Regions from separate parts of the Homo sapiens genome. Here region 2 is linked to region 1. A link is an interaction called in ENCODE POLR2A ChIA-PET data of the cell type or tissue named here. Cell type or tissue: HepG2. All regions are shown on one strand. Each heading gives the region's core, and the rest is flanking DNA. Links, peaks and the distances in the headings are about the cores only. Region 1 overlaps RNF14 (ring finger protein 14). Region 2 overlaps ARHGAP26 (Rho GTPase activating protein 26).

Region 1 (9,817 bases), core at 1,238-9,237:
TTCTTAATGTTGGTATGTTTATGCATCTAGAAGTATGCAGTTAAAGACTGACTTATCTAGAAGACACAAAGGTTGAAACAGACATTGATTTTTCCACTAAGTCAGCACCATTCACTGTTTGATAATGAAGAGGCCTACCAAATACAAAGGCACTTTTGGCTTAAGGGCAAAGACTACCTCTTCAATTCTGTGTAAAAAAAAAAAATCAGTGAATAAAACTTAGCACCCAAGTCTCACCCCGTACTATGCTTTGCTACAGGTGCTGAAAAGTTTTCCCTCGATACTCTTCAATCTGGCTTCTACTGCTCTATCATTTAACTGAAATGGAACAGGTAACCAATCCCAAAGGTTTTACTTGCAGACAAAAGGCTTTTGTTCACAGTTGTATTACCTTAATTTTTCAATACAATTAATTAAAGAGTTTTCTCAACAATGTTCTAGTTATTTTATCAGTTTACTTTCCTCACATTATTTGGAAGTCTATCTCCCTTTTAAAGCAAAAGACATCTTCTGGTATAGAATCCTATATCCTATCTCCACTCTTTGCTTTCACCTGTGAATTCTTTCTCTGTGTAGTACATTCCCACAGCTTCATCACCTCTACTTCAATGTAGCAGTGAAGCAATGTAAATCTCATCCCTCTAATAATTCAATGCATTTTTGTGTTCCTAGGCATCTTAAGGACAAAGGTTATATTGCTTTAGTCTTCCCAAAATAATAAAATTGTATTTCATATTTTATATAATATATACATACAAAGAGAGGGAGAGATTCCTAATTTTGCTAAAGCCCTGAATCTATCTTCAATTTCTTCCCTGAATGCTGTGAAACACTTGAAATGTACTGTTGACTTTTAATGAAAAGGTTACAGAAGTCTAAAGTAAAGGCTTATATTATACATTGCTAAGTTCTCCATTCCATCTGGCCTTACCTTCTGCAAGGTGCTGCCTGAGGCAACTGAAATTATCTACCCACTCTTTCCTCTCATGGTACTTTCTTGGAAATAATGACAGTCTGCTAACATTAGCAAGTAATAACTACAATAATAATAGCATTAATAATTACTATTTTTCTTTTTCCTCTTTTTTTTTTTTTGAGACAGGGTCCCACTCTGTCCCCCAGGCTGGAGTGCAGTGGTGCAATCTGGCTCACTGCAGCCTCTACCTCCCAGTTTCAAGCGATCCTCCCGCCTCAGCAACCTGAGTGGCTGAGACTACAGATGTGCACCACCACACCTCGTTAATTTTTGTATTTTTTTGTAGACACGGGGTTTTGCCATAGTGTCAAACTCTTGGACTCAAGCAATCCGCCCACCTTGGCCTCCCAAAGTGCTGAGATTACAGAGGTGAGCCACTATGCCCAGCCCCATTCTGCATTTTACATGTATTAGCCCACTGTTTCTCAAACTATTTATGGTAAAGGCCCAGTTTATTTTTTCTCTGATACGTCAAAGATCAACACTTTTATAAGATATAACCAGGTTTGCTTGATTTAATTTTTTTAGAAGCAGAGTCTCACTACGTTGCCCAAGCTAGTCTCAACTGAGGCTCAAAAGATCCTCCTGCTGTAGCCTTCTGAATAGCTAGAACTACAGGTGTGCACCACCACAGTCAGCTAACAATCAATTATTAGAAAAATGAAAAAAAGTCTAAATTTTTATTAGATTTGACATAAAATTATGTGAAATCACTATAAAAGTTTCTAACCCTCTCAATTTCTATATATTATACACCAGTGTAACAAATATAACAATTTTGAATAGCATGATATTCGTTCCCTTCATCCTTAGAATAACCCCGTGAAGTTATTGTTATCTGCTCTAGCTGCAATTTTGTGAGGTAGCTGTTATCATTATCCCTGTTAGTCTGAAGAAGACTAAGCCACCAAAGTCCAATTAAATCGACGTTAAGGGCCTGATTTATGATTCCTTACGTAGACTGGAAACGGCAAACACATTTCACTCCTGTGTCTACTTCATCAGAGGGTAGCTTTCCGAAGTGCCATGTTGAGGAAGATTCTGAGGCCTCTCTGGGCTCAAGGAGAAAGCATTTGATGACTAGTCAAACACATGTGCCATGGAGACAAGAATGGCAGCTTAGATGCCCTGCATTGGCCATCCAGGATCTACATTATTCCATGTTTGTATATAGAATTTCCTGTGCCATTCCTTCTCCTGGAATGTTCCTCCCTGGTATCTGCACGGTTTTTCTTACCTCCTTCAAGTCCTTACTTAAACCATTTTGCCGGTGAGGCCTCCCCTGTTTTCCCTAACTAAAATCCCAAGTCCCCTCCCCTTCAGAACATTTCATATCCTGTCCTTGCTTTATTTCTTCTGCCTCTTCAGCACTTACCACCACCTAATATCCTTATTTTGTTTTCCTGTCTCCCCTGGTAGAATGTGAGTTCCATGAGGGCAGACATTTTGTCTCTTCTGGTCACTACTACAGCCCCAAGGCCTGAGATAGTCACTGACACAGAAATATCTGCTAAATGAATACTTCCAAATTGAAGAATGAAGTCATAAGGCCCTGGTAGTAGAGTGAAATGTGAGGGAGAGACTGGGGATGGGGGTTTGGGTTCACAGTTAAAACATACCTGCAGTCACCTTACATGGGGAGACCCCATGGTAGGTCAACCTGCACAAAGTACAGAAGGCAAAATTGCAGCTGGAGCAGATACCCATGGTGCAGCCAGGTTCCTGCATCACAGGCAGCTGGCAGCACGGCCGGGGGCAGTACACCACATCTGCCATCAGGTCCAAGGAGGACTGGAGGAGAAGGCGGTCATAACGGGCAAATAACTCTGCTTCCACTAACTCTTTGACCTGGAGGGAAATACAAAACACCATAGGTTTGATGATTCCACAACCAGTTCTGAACCTGAGGCGATTCTTAGGATGCTAGTGTAAACCAGATGGGCACATAAATTAAAACCTCTCTTTCACTTCAAAATCAAACCAAGTACATTTTGACTGAGATGACAATTATAGGGGTCTACACATTTGTTAAAACTAAGCAAAGTGTCCAATTTATTTTATATTTTAGTTTTATTTCTTTAGAGATGGGGTCTTACTCTGTCGTACAGACTGGAGTGCAGTGGTGCAATCATAGCTCACTGCAGCCTTGAACTCCTGGGCTCAAATGATTCTCTACCTCAGCTTCCCAAGTAGCTAGGGCAACAGGCACTTGCCATCATGCCTGATTTTTTTTTTTTAAGACATGGAGTCATGCTATTTTGCACAGGCTGGTTTTAAACCCCTAGCCTCAAGCGATCCTCCTATCTTGGCCTCCCAAAGTGCTGGGATTATAGGTGTAAGCTACCATGCTAGCCTTGTATGATTTAAATGTGTAGTTTATTTTAAGTAAAATTATGCTTTAATAAGAAAACAAAAAACTGGCCAGGAGCAGTGGCTCACGCCTGTAATCCCAACACTTTGGGAGGCCAAAGCGGGAGGATCACTTGAGGTCAGGAGTTCAAGACCAGCCTGGCCAACGTGGTGAAACCCCGTCTCTACTAAAAATACAAAAAAAATTAGCCGGGCATGGTGGCGGGTGCCTGTAATCCCAGCTACTTGGGAGGCTGAGGCAGGAAATCACTTGAACCTTGGAGGCAGAGGTTGCCGTGAGCTGAGATCATGCCCCTGCACTCCATCCTGGGTGACACAGCAAGACTCCATCTCAAACAAAACAACAACAACAACAACAACAACAACACCACCACCACCTAAGTAGGCTGTACTTCTGCTGAAGTCTATAAAAAAGTTGGTTAATCATTCTAAGAGACGTCCCCTTCAGATGCCAACCTCACACAAGAATAAGCTAGTGATTCCCCAAGGTTTATGGGATCCTACTAGCAGATATACAAAGTAAATTATCACAATTACTTAATAACTACTTTAACACTCATCCTTGCCCACTGCAAGGCCAAAGGAAGCATTCCATTTGCTTAAGCAGTAGACTAAGACCATAGCATTTTTAATGGATACAGCAAAACAACTTGTGGGCTGGCTCCAAGGCCTCGGACTGCCCCATGAGCCCTATCAAGGAAGTTCCTGAGATGATATCTCCATTTATGGAAGAGAATTAGGAGGCAACCATCAGCAGGGTAAACAGTTACCTGACCAGGAGTGGCCACCGAAGGGCACTTTGGTTCTGGGCAGTTGAGGCATTGAACCTGGCCATCTCTGATCTGGATTTCAAAGTAGTCCTTCAGACAGGCTTTGCAGTACACATGCCTGCACTCCAAGAAGTACATGCATTCACTACCCAGCTTCTCACAGAAACAGATACTGCACAGGAACAATTTACTATTAAAGCATTTTATCTGCTGAGCTTGATCAAAGTCCAAGATTTCCTGGATCAGATTTGACAGTGATTCCACATCCTGCACTGCTCTCTCATCCACAATTTCCTCTTGGTCTACATCAGATCCAGCAGCTCCTCCAAAATCTAGCTCTGTGTTGGGAGAAGCTTGAGCTGTCCTTCTCTGCACTTTTTTCTGAGAACCAATCTTGAGCTCAAAAGGAGAGACAATATTCAAGTATGCTAGGGTCTCTTCCTTAAGAAATTGCATCCAGGCAAACAGGACCACGCTGCCACGGTGTTCTTCCCATAGGTTGTCTAAGTGCTTGCATAGAGCAGATAGCTAGGAGAAAACACATGAAGATGTTGGTGAGTTTGGAAAGATGATGCTGCTGCCAACTCCTGGTTTCCCTAGAAATCTTTTCCACTTGCAAGTTAGGCCCTTATTCTAACACTATTTTTTACTGCTGTGATACACTGTGCTACATACAAAACAGTACAAACATTCTTACTGGAGCACTTCTTAAACTATTCGGCAACATGAGCCAGAGTAGAACATAAAGTCAGAAGCAAGAAGTACCACGAGAAGAAGAGAAATAGCAAGACTCCGTAAGGTAGAGAAATAGCTGTACATTTTAGCCACTGAAATGGAAGACTTTTTTCTGTTCTTTAATCTTTTAGTACTGCCATATACCTCATGTAGGACAAAGAGATCTAGTTCTAAAAATAAACTATTTTTCTTCCATTAGGAGTCCTAGCCCTGTTCGTATCCTAGAATAATGGTTAGAAAAAGAATAGTTTAAAAATACTATCCAAGTTTTAAAATTAATTCTTTCAGTTTTATCAAAAAGTCAACTCATCTGAAACAATCACTAACAGAATTCAACCTCAGAGTCCTTGTTCAGATTTACAAGCTGCTTTTAAGTAAGCAATCTGGGCTTATATCAGATCCTGGTTAATGGAGGGAAGCTGCCTGATATTGACCCTGGTCCTAATCACAAGCCCTCAGCAAGGTTTGGCAGCCATAGAGAAAGCTTACACTTCCTAAGCTAAGCAACCAAAATTAAATTATTTGGAATTTTCCTCTTTAAAAGTGGTCTGTTCAATTTGAAAGGCAAATGTTGGAGAATTTTCCATTAGAAATATAAAATATTTTTAACTAGAGCACAGGAATTATAAGCAGCTTTTCTTTTTTAGGTAAACATCCAAAAATATGCCTTCCAGATGGCAAACAAATTTTGTAAATTTAAATGACAAATGAAAAGGGACCAGATTTTCTGTTTCTTACACTCTGTGTAGTGCCACTGACTAAACCCTGCATAGGTACTACCTTAAATACTTATTGATGAGTTAAGATTGAACAACTAATGATTTTTCACATTTGCATAAATATCCTTATAAATCAACCATGCTTTTGAGAAATCTGCTAACATCTGTAAAATGTGATAAATACTAAAAGGGAAGCTATGAGTGCTGTGTGAGCTACCAAGTCCTATGAAGAAGCCATTCTCCAACCTCTTTTCTACCCCAGTCCCTTCTCAAGAGAGGCAGCTGGGGCTGGGCGTGGTGGCTCATGCCTGTAATCCCAGAACTCTGGGAGGCCAAGGCGGGTGGATCACCTGAGGTCAGGGGTTGGTGATCAGCCTGGCCAACATGGTGAAACCCTGTCTCTACTAAAAAATACAAAAAATTAGCCAGGTGTGGTGGCGGGCGCCTGTATTCCCAGCTACTTGGGAGGCTGAGGCAGGACAACCACTTGAACCCACTAGGCAGAGGTTGTAGTGAGCTGAGATTGTGCCCCTGTGCTCCAGCCTGGGTGACAGAGCAAGACTCCATCTCAAAAAAAAAAAAAAAAAAAAAAAAAAAAAAGAGAGAGAAAGGCAGCTGGAATGCATGTAAATGGAAGGGGGACGGGAAAGAGACTGTGTAAGTATATTGGGGGAGGAATAAGGAATAAGGTTTTAGAAAACTAAAACCACTTCCCTCTGTCTACCCGCCCCAATTCAGGGAATGACAGCTCTATGTGTCAATTTCACCATTAACAGGTGAGAGTCATAATGCCAAGGAATCAGGGTACAGCAACAAACAAGAACTGAACCAAGAAGGAATATAAGAGACCAATTAAAATGTTAATTATATGCATAAACATTTATTTGATTAAGAATTCTACTGTAATTTTAGCTGTAACACATAAAACAACTCTCTTCCCCAGCACACACCTCCGCCCCCAAATCCAGCATTAAGTAGATGCTGGTTGGCTGGAATCTGAAACCACAACCACGCATCCAGTTAATCTGTCCCTGTTTTGTGCGTGTGTGTGCATGCACGTGCATGCACGCACATGCGTGGATGTAAAGTATGAAAAGCTCTCTGGTGAAATAGGACTATGAAGATCTAAATAATTAAGCCAACTATCAGTGGCCTAAATGCCAAACAGTCTTGATATTCCTGGACAAATCAACTGTCTTGCATCTGTTGCCTCTGGCACAGACATTAGAATGTAAAGTAATACTCCTTTTTATTCTACCTGTGTTATCCTTTTTAAGGTTTAATTTTGCTTTTAAACCATAAGCTCTAGTTTGTGAAAGTACTCTCACTTAAAAGATTAGATTGGTGGATGGGGAAATGAAAACTGTATGATCCAAAGAGAAAAACTAATGAGCTATTCCTTGAGGTCAGCAACTCTGACATCTTTTGTCTTTTTCTTTTTTTTTTTTTTTTGAGACAGGGTCTCTGTCTGTCACCCAGGCTGGAGTGCAGTGGCTCAGTCTTGGCTCACTGCAATCTCTGCCACCCAGGCTCAAGTGATCCTCCCACCTCAGCCTCCCAAGTATCTGGGATTACAGGGACGCACCACCACACTTGGCTAATTTTTGTATTTTTTGTAGAAATTGGGTTTCGCCATGTTGCACAGGCTGAGCTTTTGTCTTAATACACATTAGTCTATTGATCTTCATTATGACTTCTAGAAAAGCAGCTGCTGATTCATTATCTCTCCCAGAATGCTTTATATTATTTATATTTAGCTTCAAGCCATATTTATGTCTCAATCAAGAGTTGAGGTTGTTACTAGAAAAGTATATATAACCCAGAGGAAATGAGGTGCTTAACATAAGGCCTCAAGCCTTACTGAGATATCTACAGGAACTATACACATTTCTACTTGTATGCATTTATGTCTACGTGATACCAGTTGACTGTTATTTGTTATTAATACAGATTTTTACAAAGAAAATCAGTTATTGTATTCACTCAGAAAATTTGCTTATTATAACTACATTAGCTCAATTTTTAGTCCTAATTACAATGGAATCTTTCATTTAAGGAATGGATAAGAAACTAAGAGAAAAGTAGTATCAATGTCTAAGGAAAATGAGGAAGACCTCTTAGTCTCCATTATAATACAGATTAAACAGGAAAATAGCAAGACAAGAAAAGAAATAATATACTTGATTAAAAATTACTCCTACTACAATTCATGATTGTTTTAATTACTGCCATTCCTTTTTAAAACACCAAACATTTTCAATTTCTTAACATCAGGATTCACCAAGGCAAGGGAAAAAAATTACAAAACCAAAGCCATTTGTTTTTCATGCACTGAATTCAAGATCTTTAAGATAGTCTTCAATTAAAGGTGATTTTTAAGTTTCTAAAAATGGATAGGAAAAATTAAGTTTCAAGTCTAACCTGAGTTGGTGACAGCCATTTGCCACTAAGTGTGAATGAAGGTGGGGAAGAGGATGGATAATCTGGTGGCAGTTCAAAGTTCAGCACAAGTGGAGGCAGAAAGCAAATGGTGTATTCAAAGCCACTATTCTGGAGACACTCATTTGAATTGCCTGAACCAAAAACAAAGATTAGAAAGGATCAGTTGGTCAACACTTGAGTGTCCACTACTGTTGAGCAGCGCTCAAGAAAGACTTAATGCTTTAGTTGAGGGAATAAAAACCCTCCCCCAAAGCACTTTCTATTTCTTAATTTTAACTTCGTAGCCACCACCTTAAAAAAAAATCTTGTAAGCCCTTGAAAAATCTACAGCACCATGAAATGTATAATGAAAATACTACAACTTATTCTTGTATACACTTCTGAGTACAATTCCTAACACTAATGACCAAGGAACACACAATGTTTGTTTTGTTGTGGTTTGGTTTACAGTGGATGATTGAAGACACAATCTAGAGAAAGGATGTTCATTTCCATTGAACAGCATGACCTACTTAGACCAGCATGTCCCACTTAGACCAGCATGTCCCAACTACCCATGAATCAGTTGGGAAAATTTGTGCCAACACAATGATCTCAGGTTTGAGGATATAATATAGCACACAACACTCTCACAATCAAAGTTTCATTTAAATTACCACACTTACTTTCCTTACTCAATCCCTTTATAGTAGAAACATTTTGAGAAAGTGTGCATCAAAGTCTTCTGTAAATGTCTGTATCAAAAGCAGCAGTTTTGTTTTTTCTGAAGCAAAAGGTCACAGAGTAATAGCATGTGTCATATGTTTATAGTAGTTGAAATGATTCTGGAAACCAAATAGTATTAACCACCACCACTGTACTTGAAAATTTCTAAGCGTTTTCACATACATTCATTTTCTCTTTGATTACTGCTATGTAACAGCCAATGACTCATGGCTGATAAACTGCTAGTTAGCAGACCAGGATGTATGAAATATGCAGGATAATATCCCTCTTCAGTGATCAAAAAGGTAGAATCAAATTGAAAACTGCTTGCCCCTCATTGCAATTTTCATTTAAAACAGAAACATGCATTACCTCTGTAATACTACCACCTATCACTAATGCCTAAAACACAAAATGACAAATAGTTTAAGGTACACTAAGAAATAAAGAATAATAGAAAAATCTGTTTAAGAAATTATTAACTAACCGCTCACAAATATCTTGAAATTCTGTGGCAAATCCAAATAGATCCTGGTTTCTCCACCTTGGACAGACTCTGCTTTTCTAAATTCATCTCCATCGTAAATACTTGCCAGGGCCAGCAATTCATCCTCCTGAGCTTCTCGATCTTCTGACGACATAAGGACCTGAAAACATTAAAATCAGTTAAGAACAGAAAATGCACAGAGGCTGGCCGGGTGTGGTGGCTCACACCTGTAATCCCAACACTTTGGGAGGCCGAGGCGGGCGGATCACCTGAGGTCAGGAGTTCAAGACTAGCCTGGCCAACATGGTGAAACCCCATCTCTGCTAAAAATACAAAAATTAGCCAGGCGTGGTGGCAGGTGCCTGTAATCCCAGCTACTTGGGAGGCTGAGACAGGAGAATCGCTTGAACCGGGAGGTGGAGACTGCAGTGAGCCAACATCACGCCACTGCACTCCAGCCTGGGCGACAAGAGTGAAACTCCGTTTCAAAAAAAAAAAAAAGAAAAGAAAATGCACAGAGGTGGAAAAAGCTTAATGGCACAAAAAACAACTGCAAAGAATTAATCGATATTATCACTTTTCTCCTAAACCAAAAATGACAGCCATATCTGGC
Region 2 (9,817 bases), core at 763-8,762, 800 kb before region 1:
ATATGCTAATATTAATCGTGAAGATGAATGCAAAATCCTGTGCATATACTAAAAGCCATTGAATTGTATGCTGCAAATGGGTAAATTGTGTCGTGTGAATTGTATCTCAAAAAAGCTGTTTTTAAAAAACATCGTCCATGGTCTCTGCCTACCATCGCCTACCCCCATGCTGCCCATTTGGGGAGCTCAGTAATATGGCTGATTGAGACGGCACATTAAGAGATATGAGTCATCCTTCTCCAGTTTGACATTTTACAAGTTTCTTGCTTAACCATCAAAAAACAAATTGTCTTTCTTAAAGAGACTCAGTTTAGGGGCAGTAAGGATTAGACTCCTTAGGAAAACAAGCAAAATTTAAGTTATCTTCAACTGGTGATCATCTTCATGTACAAATTACGTACGGTTTCAAGCACAAAATCCCAAGCAAGCCCCACTGGGCTGTGTCTTTTCCTTGCAGTATGGTATGAAGTTAAGCTGGCCAGGAGAGGTGGGGGAGATGAGAAGCAAGCCAAAGTTATATCCCAAAAGACACAGAGGCCAAAAGCTATCAGTTCCACTCCAATTTCCTATGCAATGGAGCAGAGCTTCCCTGCTGGGGAACCGATTACAAGCATGCTGGCTACGTAAGAGGAAACAGGCTTTCTTTCCAGAGAGAAACCCATCTTGCTGCTCTAAACAGAGCTGGCAGCATGGTAGTCTGCTGACCTTGCACACTGAGCTCTGGGCAGCTTCGGTCAGAAGGCCGGCAGATTGTGGCAAGTCCTGGCCAGCAGACACAGATGCAGCAGGAGCATCTGGATGCCGAAGCCTACGGATGCTGAGGCACTCGCCTCCAGTGCCTGCCCTGGCCTCCACAATGACATATTGTCCACAGCAGGGGTGGTGTGGCTGATGATCTGCTGGGTAAGTCGCCCACGGTAAAGTCTGTGTCAAACATTTCAGTGCACTAGTCAGATACAAATGCAAGAAAACCTTATTTTTGGAAGAGCAACCCACAGATTTTCTTAAGAAGCAAATAGCAGAGTGAAAGCAGCACTAATTTCCTGGTGGTGACACCCTGGGATCACACCAGCAGCAGCTGTGGTCTGCCCAGTCATCCAGCCCTGCTTTAAAAGGGTGAGAACCAGCTGAGATCAGAACAGAGACAGCAGTATTTGCCAGAAATGAGTTGCCCAGGGGCACCTCCAGGTAGAAGGGGGAGATCAGCTCTCTCTGGGTTTAAGGCATCTCAGCTCCAGAGCCATCACCCAGTCTCTCTCCTCCTCTCCCCAGATCCTGAGTTCCCCTTGCTGTGCAACAGCTCAACCAGCTCATTATGCTTCCTGAATGTTTTTAAAGAAAAAAAAAATGTGAAACATAATTACAGGCTCTGACCCCAAATGACTTTAACCCTGACAAGAGCACCCAAGACTCACTGTGGGAATACAGTTTCCCTGTGATTGCCCAGGAGCAAAAGTTTCCTTTCAGGAGCTCCCCCACATCCGCTGGCAATGCTGCTGAAGGGTTCCCGCTCACAGGCCAAGCTCACGGAACAACTGGATCCCAGGCGTGGAGCCACACTGGCTGACATGTTCTCAAGCTGCTAGAACTTTTACGCTTCTGAAACCCTCCTGCATCATTCCTAGGCCTGCAGTAATGCAAACACCCTCCAGATATCTGAGATGTGCCCACGAGGCTGGAGAGCACAGCTGTGCACATTAAGGAAGAACAGGATTTGGGGACCAGATTTATGCAGAATCTCTGCTGACCTATTTAGACCTAATGTGTGGTCCAAGGACTCCCACCATGCAAATCACTTGGGGTGAGATGGAAGGGAGTGGGGGCGGGGGTATAGGAAATTCGGGTTTCCAGACCTGCCTAGAGCTCATGCATCAGCATTTCCTTGGGTAAAGCCAGAGAATCTGCAGTTAGGGGAATTCTTGTACACCTTCACTTTTAAGAACCACTATCTTACAAGGACACTCTAAAGGCAGATTCCAATAACAGGTCACTTACCACAGGCCTGCTTACACTGCTAAGCATAATATCTACAATTATCTCAGCTGCTCCTCACAATAATATTGTAAGGTATAATAGATATTTATTATCCTCCCTTGCACTTATGCTGTTTTCTCCAGTTTCATCTCCAAAGGTCAAATCCAAAGGCCTCCAAACAGTCCTCACCTAAACTGGCCAGGATGAAACATCAAGTCATCAAAGCCTCTCCAACTCTCTGCTACCCACCTGCTAAATGTGGATGCTCCCTATGGTTTCAGCTTCCACTCTCTTCTCTCACTCCATGCCAGGCGTTCTTCACCCTTGCTGCACATTAGAATCACCTGGGGAGTTTTTAAAATGTCCCATGCCCAGACTGCAACCCAGCCAAATTATATCAGAATCTCTGAAGGTGAGTCCTGAGCTCCTCAGGTGATTTCAATGGACAGCAGAGGCTAAGGACCCCTGCGTGGGTCTCACTCTTATAGATTCAGTCACTCCCAGGGCCTCAAATACCACCTGGAGAGAGCCAAACCTATACCTGTAGCCCTCATCTTCCTCCAGAGTTCCAGACTTGTGCTTCCCACAGCCTTGTGGGTGTCTCCACCTGCATGCCCTGCAGGAACTCAGCAAGGACAAACCTTACTTCACTCTGTATCCCCCATCACACACCACGATTCCTCTCCTGTATGCAGTTCAGCCATCCTCCCAAGGCCTAAGAAGGAAACTCTGGAGATGCCCCTAACTCCTCTGTCATCCCTTCCTCAGGCACTATGCTGCTGACTATGTGTTCTCTTCATCCACACCTGATCATCTACTCTCAAAAACACCATGAATCGGCCAGGCGCAGTGGCTCATGCCTGTAATCCCAGCACTCTGGGAGGCCAAGGCGGGCAGATCACGAAGTCAGGAGATTGAGACCATCCTGAGTAACACGGTGAAACCCCATCTCTACTAAAAAAAAATACAAAAAATTAGCCGGGCATGGTGGCACGCACCTGTAGTCCCAGCTACTCAGGAGGCTGAGGCAGGAGAATCACTTGAACCCGGGAGGCGGAGGTTGCAGTGAGCCAAGATAATACCACTGCACTCCAGCCTGGGCAACAGAGAGAGACTCCATCTCAAAAAAAAGCCATGAATTCTGCATTCCACTCTATAACTTATCAGTGTTTATTTGAATATTCAAATTGTGATCCCACTGAGTAAAACAGATTTTCAGCAGACTGTATTCCCTGGCACACAGCCTCCTGCCCCAGACACCTGCACCCAAGCCTAAGGAGTGCATTGCTCCCCTCCCTTTTCCCCCAGGTGTGATGGGCAGATGGTGTCCATTCTCTCACATACTTCTGCCTTGGGACAGTGTTAAGAAGAGAATGACTCTCATAACACTGGTGAAATATGGGATTATTTTAGGCAATACAATGACAAATACTTTTCAATGTAATGATTATGATTTAATAATTATTTGAAGATATTTAGAAAAAAAAAGTTAACCATATCAAACTTGCAATTTCTGAATGCAGGTTCAAAAGCTCCTTTTTGAAATAAATGTATTTTGTAATGAGTAGACTTTTTTCAAAGTAAATAAAGGGTGGTGAGGTGGGGCAAAAATAACAGAGGTACCCTTCACATGACTGATCATTAGTGACCACACTGCCCCCTTGGGCTCGATAAGCCTTCAGTTGCCTTTCCCACAGGCCTCTGCTCCCTCCCCCAGAGGCCCTTTTAAACTGCTAGCAATCTCCCCTTTGTGCTGTGGGCTGCCTGTTTCCCTGCCTCCTCTCAAAACAGTGAGCATCTAGGAGACAAGGACTGTGCCTGCTTCATGCCAGGAACCTGGCCAATGTAGCCTTCTACATCAACAGGAGCTGGAACAGAGATGGCAGAGGACATGTGGCATGATCCTGTCCTCTATCAGGGAAAAGTGCTAAGCTCTGCAGGAGAAGCTGCCAGAGAGAGATGTCATGCAAAACTCCCGACTCCCTCACCAGCTCCCAGGAATTCCAGTGCCCACCGGGAAGCTTCTATGATAGGCAACGTGTCCCCTAGACCAGAGTCACGGTCTCCGGTCACAGAAGGCAGAAGACTGCCCTCCTTCAACAAACCTGCCGAATCTCCTGAATGTTACACGCACCGCACAAAGATAAAAACTCAACAGCACCATCACTAGGAACACAAACAAGGTCTCTGGGATCCTACATTCAACTGATTTCTAGGTACAGCTGTCTCAGTTTAGGGAATGATTTTTGCTGTGGCTTTTAATCCCAGAATTAACAATACACACAAACTGGAAAGGGGAAAATGGAGAAAATTCTAAGTATTGTTTTATTTACAGAGACCATTCTGTAATAAACTGTCTAAAATGGTGAGTTTCCTTCCTACTCTAAAATCATGGTTTATCAAATTCAGTTCACTTAGAACTTTTCAGAAACACTGTTATGAAATACTTATTAAAATGAAAAATGTACATACCCTTTGGTCCAGCAGTTTCATTTCTAGGAATTTGTCACTCATGTGCCTCATGCCAGAGGTGCCAGGATGTTCACAACAACATTACTTGCAATGGTGAAAGGTTGGAAATAATCTAAATGTTTATTATTAGGGGAATGGTTACATACACTATATTTAATTCATACAATAGAATACAATGCAATCTAACAATGAGTGAGCTCTCTATGTACCAATGTAGAATAATATCTAATATATTAAAAGCAAAGGGTAAAACAGCACATATGGCACAATGTGTATGTGTATTTGTTGGCACATGCATAAATTACATCTGAAAAATACCAAAGAAACCAATAAAATGCCTCCAGAGGAAGAAGTGGGGATCAGGAGACAGGAAGCATTGGAGGGATATTCACATTCTCTTTTGTCTCTTTTGAATTATGAACAACTTATAGGTATTACCTATTTAGGCAACCCTTTTAAAAAGAAACATAGCTATGAGTTAAAGTAAAAATGCCTTATTTTATTTGTTCGACTAATATTCATTGTCTACCCCTGACCCACAAGTGTGATAACGAGATACGCAGTCAGGAATTTGCTAAGGCTTTGGTCCTATCTGTTTGACAGTCTCCTTGGCACAGAAACAGCCAAAGTTCAACTCAGTCAGCTTGGAGATCTATCTGAAGTCTCAGAGGAGGAGGCAGTTCATATTTTCAAAGTGTTCAAATTAGCCTGCAGTAAACTTAAAAGCAGATGTGACAGCAAGATCAGATGAGTTTTGAAACTTACCAGCGGTATCTTTTCAAACCATATAAAATAGGAGTTTTTTGAGCTTTTGCTGTGTGGCAGCAGCAAGAGTCAAAGAGTAGCTACTGGCTTGGCCCAGAGAAACCAGCTAGTTAACAGTTTGGTGTGGAATTCACAAACCCCTCAAACCTTTGTCTATCTGGCAAAGAAAACACACACACACACACACACACCACCCTAACCCCAGGAATCTCCTCTTTCTAAATATAGCAGGAAACTGCCCAGTCTCCAGCTTACCCAGGGCAGCATTCTGTGCCTTCCAATCAAGGTGAAATGAGCCAGACACAAACATGCCATGACAGCTCGTGGCCCACACTGCCAAGCTGTTTTCCTTACCATTTCCTCTCTCTCCATTCTGAGGTGCTACAAAAATGTGTAAACCCCAGTCACTATAATTTGTAAAAATTCCTCTGGCTGCTAATGCTGTTGTTCTCACCCTAAATAAACATGATTTCCTTCCTAGTCCCTGAGCCTGGAGGTTAGAATAGACTCTTAGATATGGGCAAAGCCCCATCCCATCTCCCATCTGACCTATAAGAACATGCCACTCAGAAAGCATATCAAGCAGTTCCAGGGCTAATAGGGACACATCCAATTAATTGTCATCTCTCTTTCCCTGGCACACATACACACACACTAAGTTTTTTTTTTTTTTCTATCCCTTGGTTGTTTTAAAATCAGTGTCAGTGTCTAACAGAAGGGTCTGTTAAGGATGCTTCTGATTTAACCAAAAGATTAAGCTTCAGAAACAATCTAACATACTCAAAGGAGCACCAAATTATCAACCGGCTACAAGGATGCAAAGGACCTAAACAACAGATGTCAAAGGGCTTGTAAAAACTGGAGCCAGCAACCATTCCACTTGAAGGAATCCATCTCAGGGAAATGCTGGAATCCACACACAAAAGCAGGTGTGCAAATAATCACTGCAGCACGCCTTCTAATAGTGAACAACAGAGACAATCCAAATATCCTTCAACAGGAAACTGAGTAAATACCAACTATGGCATATCCACATAAAGCTCTCTGCAGTCATTAAAAAGAATGCACTACATGCATGTACTGACATGGAAGGTCTTCAAGACAAATGATCAACTCGAAAAGCAAAACACAAAATAATCCTTATAGTATAATCCCATTTATGAAAAAAACACGCAGAAAAAGGACAAGAAAAAATGCATACCAAACTGCTAACAATGATTGTTAGCTAGGAAAAGGGGGTGCTTTTACACTGTATACGTCTATACTCTTTGATGCTTGCATGAGAATGTATTCAGGAACTATCCATGTCATAATATTTTGTCTTTGCATTATAAGATTAGGTCATTCATTCATATTGTTAATTTTACCCCTAAACCTAATCCTTCCCAAGCAAACTATTTTAGCAAATAGTACCATCATTCACATAACTGCTCAGGCCAAAAATATCTGAATCATTCTAGACTTCTTTCTTTTCTCTCATAGCCCATATGCTGTGCAGCAAATCCTGTGGGCTCTACTTCCAAAAATACCCAGCCTCTGACCACCATCTGTGATGCTGTCACCCTAGCCCACGGTGCCATCATCTCTCACCTCAACTATTACAACAGCTTCCTTACTGGTCATCTTGCCTCCATTGTTGCTCCACTACGCTTGGTCTCTACACAGCTGCCTACATAATCTTTTTAAAGTATGAGTACGATCATGGCACAGCCTTCCATGGCTGCCCATCACACTTAGAATAAAACTCTAAGTCCTTTCTAGAATTCAAGATCCCTATGACCTTGCCCTGGCCTATCTCTTTGTGCATTCGCCTTCACTCTGCTACAGTCACAACTGGCCGCGCCACTGGCCCCCAAACATCCCACTCAATCTCCCCGCTAATGACTCCTACATTGGTTACCTCCATCCAAAAAGCCATTACTCTAGTCTAGGGCTCTGGAGGACATGGTAAAGGCAGAGCAGGGTCTCCGTATTTCCTGAACGAAACTCTTCTTCTGATGGCAAAAAATATATAATTTGAAACAGAAGGGGTTATAATTTTAAAAGGTAAAACGAGGCTCACTCAGAAACTTAAATCTAGAAAAACTACTTTGACTGCTAGGTTAGTATTCCTCCACTGGCTAATTTTTAGAAATGCAATGACCTTGACAGGATAACAAAGTCCCCTTTACAACTTGCTTTCCCCAGTAGCTCAATGGTGATAACAGTTCTTCCTTGGCCGGTTCTCATTTTGTCCATTGAGAGGGCTTGGATCATTAGCTTATGCAGGCCAGAATTAGGAAGTCCAGCCTGTGTGGCATCTGCCCAGAGCGATGCCCACTGGCCTAACAAGAGCAGAAATCTGAACCACAGCCTCATAAGAACCACTTCCTAATTCCTGAGATCCTGAAACTGATCAGTTAAATACATCTAAGGTTGAAGCACATGGAAACAAATAGTCCCCAAAAGAGGGCAAATGGAGAAAATATACTAAGTGCTGTTCACTTAATCATCAAAAGTTTTATGAGACAAAGTAAAGGAAAAAAAAGATCTGAATAGACATTTCAGCAAAGATGACGCACCAATGGCCAACAAACACATGAAAAGGTGCTCATCCTCATTGGTCACCAGGATAATGCAAATTAAAACCACAACGAGATACCACTTCACACCCACTAGAGTGGCTACAATCAAAAAGAAAGACAACAACAAGTATTGGCGAGGATGTGGAGAAATCAGAATCCTCATACATTGTTGGTGGGAATGTGAAACGGTGCTTCTGTTATGGAAAACAGTATGGTAGGTTTTTTTAAATAAACACAAGTTTAAATTAAACTTAAACATAAATTTACCATACAACCCAGCAAAATTCTACTCCTAGGTAAAAAATGAAATTAGAAGTGAAAACATATATACACATGAAGACACGTATGCAAACATTCATAGCAGCATTATTCATAAGAGCAAAAAACTGGAAATGACCCAAATCATCAGCTGGTGAATGGATAAACAACTTATGGTTTACAAAATGGAATATTTTCTAGCAATAAAAAGGAACAAACTACTGATACATGCTACAACACGATGAGCCTCAAACACAGCATGCTTAGTGAAAGAAGCCAGATGCATAAGACTACATATTATATGATTCCATTTAGCTTAATTTTTCAGGGAAGAGAAATCTATAGAGACAGAAAGTAGTAGATCAGTGGTTGTATGAGGCTTCAGGCAAAAATGCAGTGCCTGCAAATGAGCATGAGAAAGCTTTTCGGGGTGCTAAAAATGTTCTAAAACAGGACTAGGATGATGGTTGCATAACTCTGTAACTACAAACCACTGAATTATACACTTAAGAAAAGTGAGTGGCTAGGAGCCGTGGTTCATGCCTGTAATCGCAGCACTTTGGGAGGCCAAGACGGGAGGATCACCTGAGACCAGGAGTTCGAGACCAGCCTGGGCAACAACAAAGTGAGACCCCCATCTCCACAAATAATAAAAACAATAAAAAATAAAATCTTAAAAGGTGAATTTTATGGAATGTAAATTATAATTCAATTAACCTTTTATGAAAAATTCCCCCAAAAACATGCTGACCTGAAGCAAGTAACTGCTTTGAAAGGAATAAATATAAATATAGTGTTCTTGTGAGAGACAACCATGATCAATTGGTATGTCAATTCCAAGTGTTAGTGATCATACTGAAGGGAAACGAAATGGAAAGAAAAAAATACATTTTTATGACTTTAAAAGAGAAAGAATAGTCTTTCCTAATGACAGCTGTTGATAATTAAAACTCAACAATAAGATATTTAGCCATGAAGAGAAATGAAATCCTAACACATGCTATTAACATGGATGAACCTTGAAAATATTTTGCTAAGTGAAATAAGCCAGATATTTATGACAAATATTGTATAATTCCACTCATAAGAAGTACACAGAATAGGTAAATTCATACAGACAGCAGAATAGAGGTTACTAGGGTTGGGGGAGGGGAAAGTGGGGAGTTATTGTTTAATGGGAACAGAGTTCCAGTTTGAGATTATGAAAATGTTCTCGAAAGAGATAGTAATTATACAACATGGTGAACATGCTGAAAACCACTGCATTATATACTTAAAAATGACTAAAGTGGTAACCGTTGTGTTATGTATATTTTACAACAAACAAACCTCGACAAAGAGAAATAACCCAAATAAAAATGGGCAAAAGATCTGAAGACCCCTCACCAAAGAAGATATGCAGATGGCAAGAAAGCAATATGAAAAGATGCCAAACATCATATGTCATAAGGAAATAGCTAAATTTTTTAAAATGAGATACCACTACACACCTAGTAGGATGGTCAAAATCCAAAACACAGACAAAACCAAGTGCTGAGCAGAATGTAGAGCAACAGGAACTCTCATTCATTGCTGGTGAGAATGCAAAACAGTATAATCAGTTTGAAAGCCGGTTTGACAGTTCTTAAAAAAAACTACACGTACTATTTTATTTTATATATATATACATTACTATATAATCTAACAATTATACTCCTTGGTATTTACCCAAATGAGTTAAAAACTTATTTCCACATATAAACTGCACGCAAATGTTTATATCGGCTCTATTCATAATTGATAAA

Evidence for each region. Peaks named below come from ENCODE experiments on the same cell type or tissue, not always from the same donor. Only the 100,000 strongest peaks of a DNase experiment are listed, where the experiment ranks them.
Region 2: POLR2A ChIA-PET joins it to region 1 with 5 read pairs; 2 of 35 experiments call an interaction of 5 or more read pairs at or near these places.

What each region holds. Positions count from the first base shown.
Region 1 is chr5:141,973,130-141,982,946 of GRCh38, reverse strand. RNF14 (ring finger protein 14) reads right to left here. Exons shown (of 9, transcript NM_004290.5): 3 at 9,205-9,364; 4 at 7,992-8,143; 5 at 4,117-4,644; 6 at 2,596-2,824. The coding sequence starts at 9,358. Among named protein-coding and RNA genes, the nearest start is that of RNF14, 8.9 kb to the right of the region's middle. In HepG2, for the core only: no CTCF peak of the experiment used is centred there; no DNase peak of the experiment used is centred there.
Region 2 is chr5:142,775,010-142,784,826 of GRCh38, reverse strand. All of the region lies in intron 1 of ARHGAP26 (Rho GTPase activating protein 26), which reads right to left. Among named protein-coding and RNA genes, the nearest start is that of ARHGAP26, 9.5 kb to the right of the region's middle. In HepG2, for the core only: a CTCF peak has its summit at 3,630 (motif pointing left); a DNase peak (open chromatin) is centred at 5,433.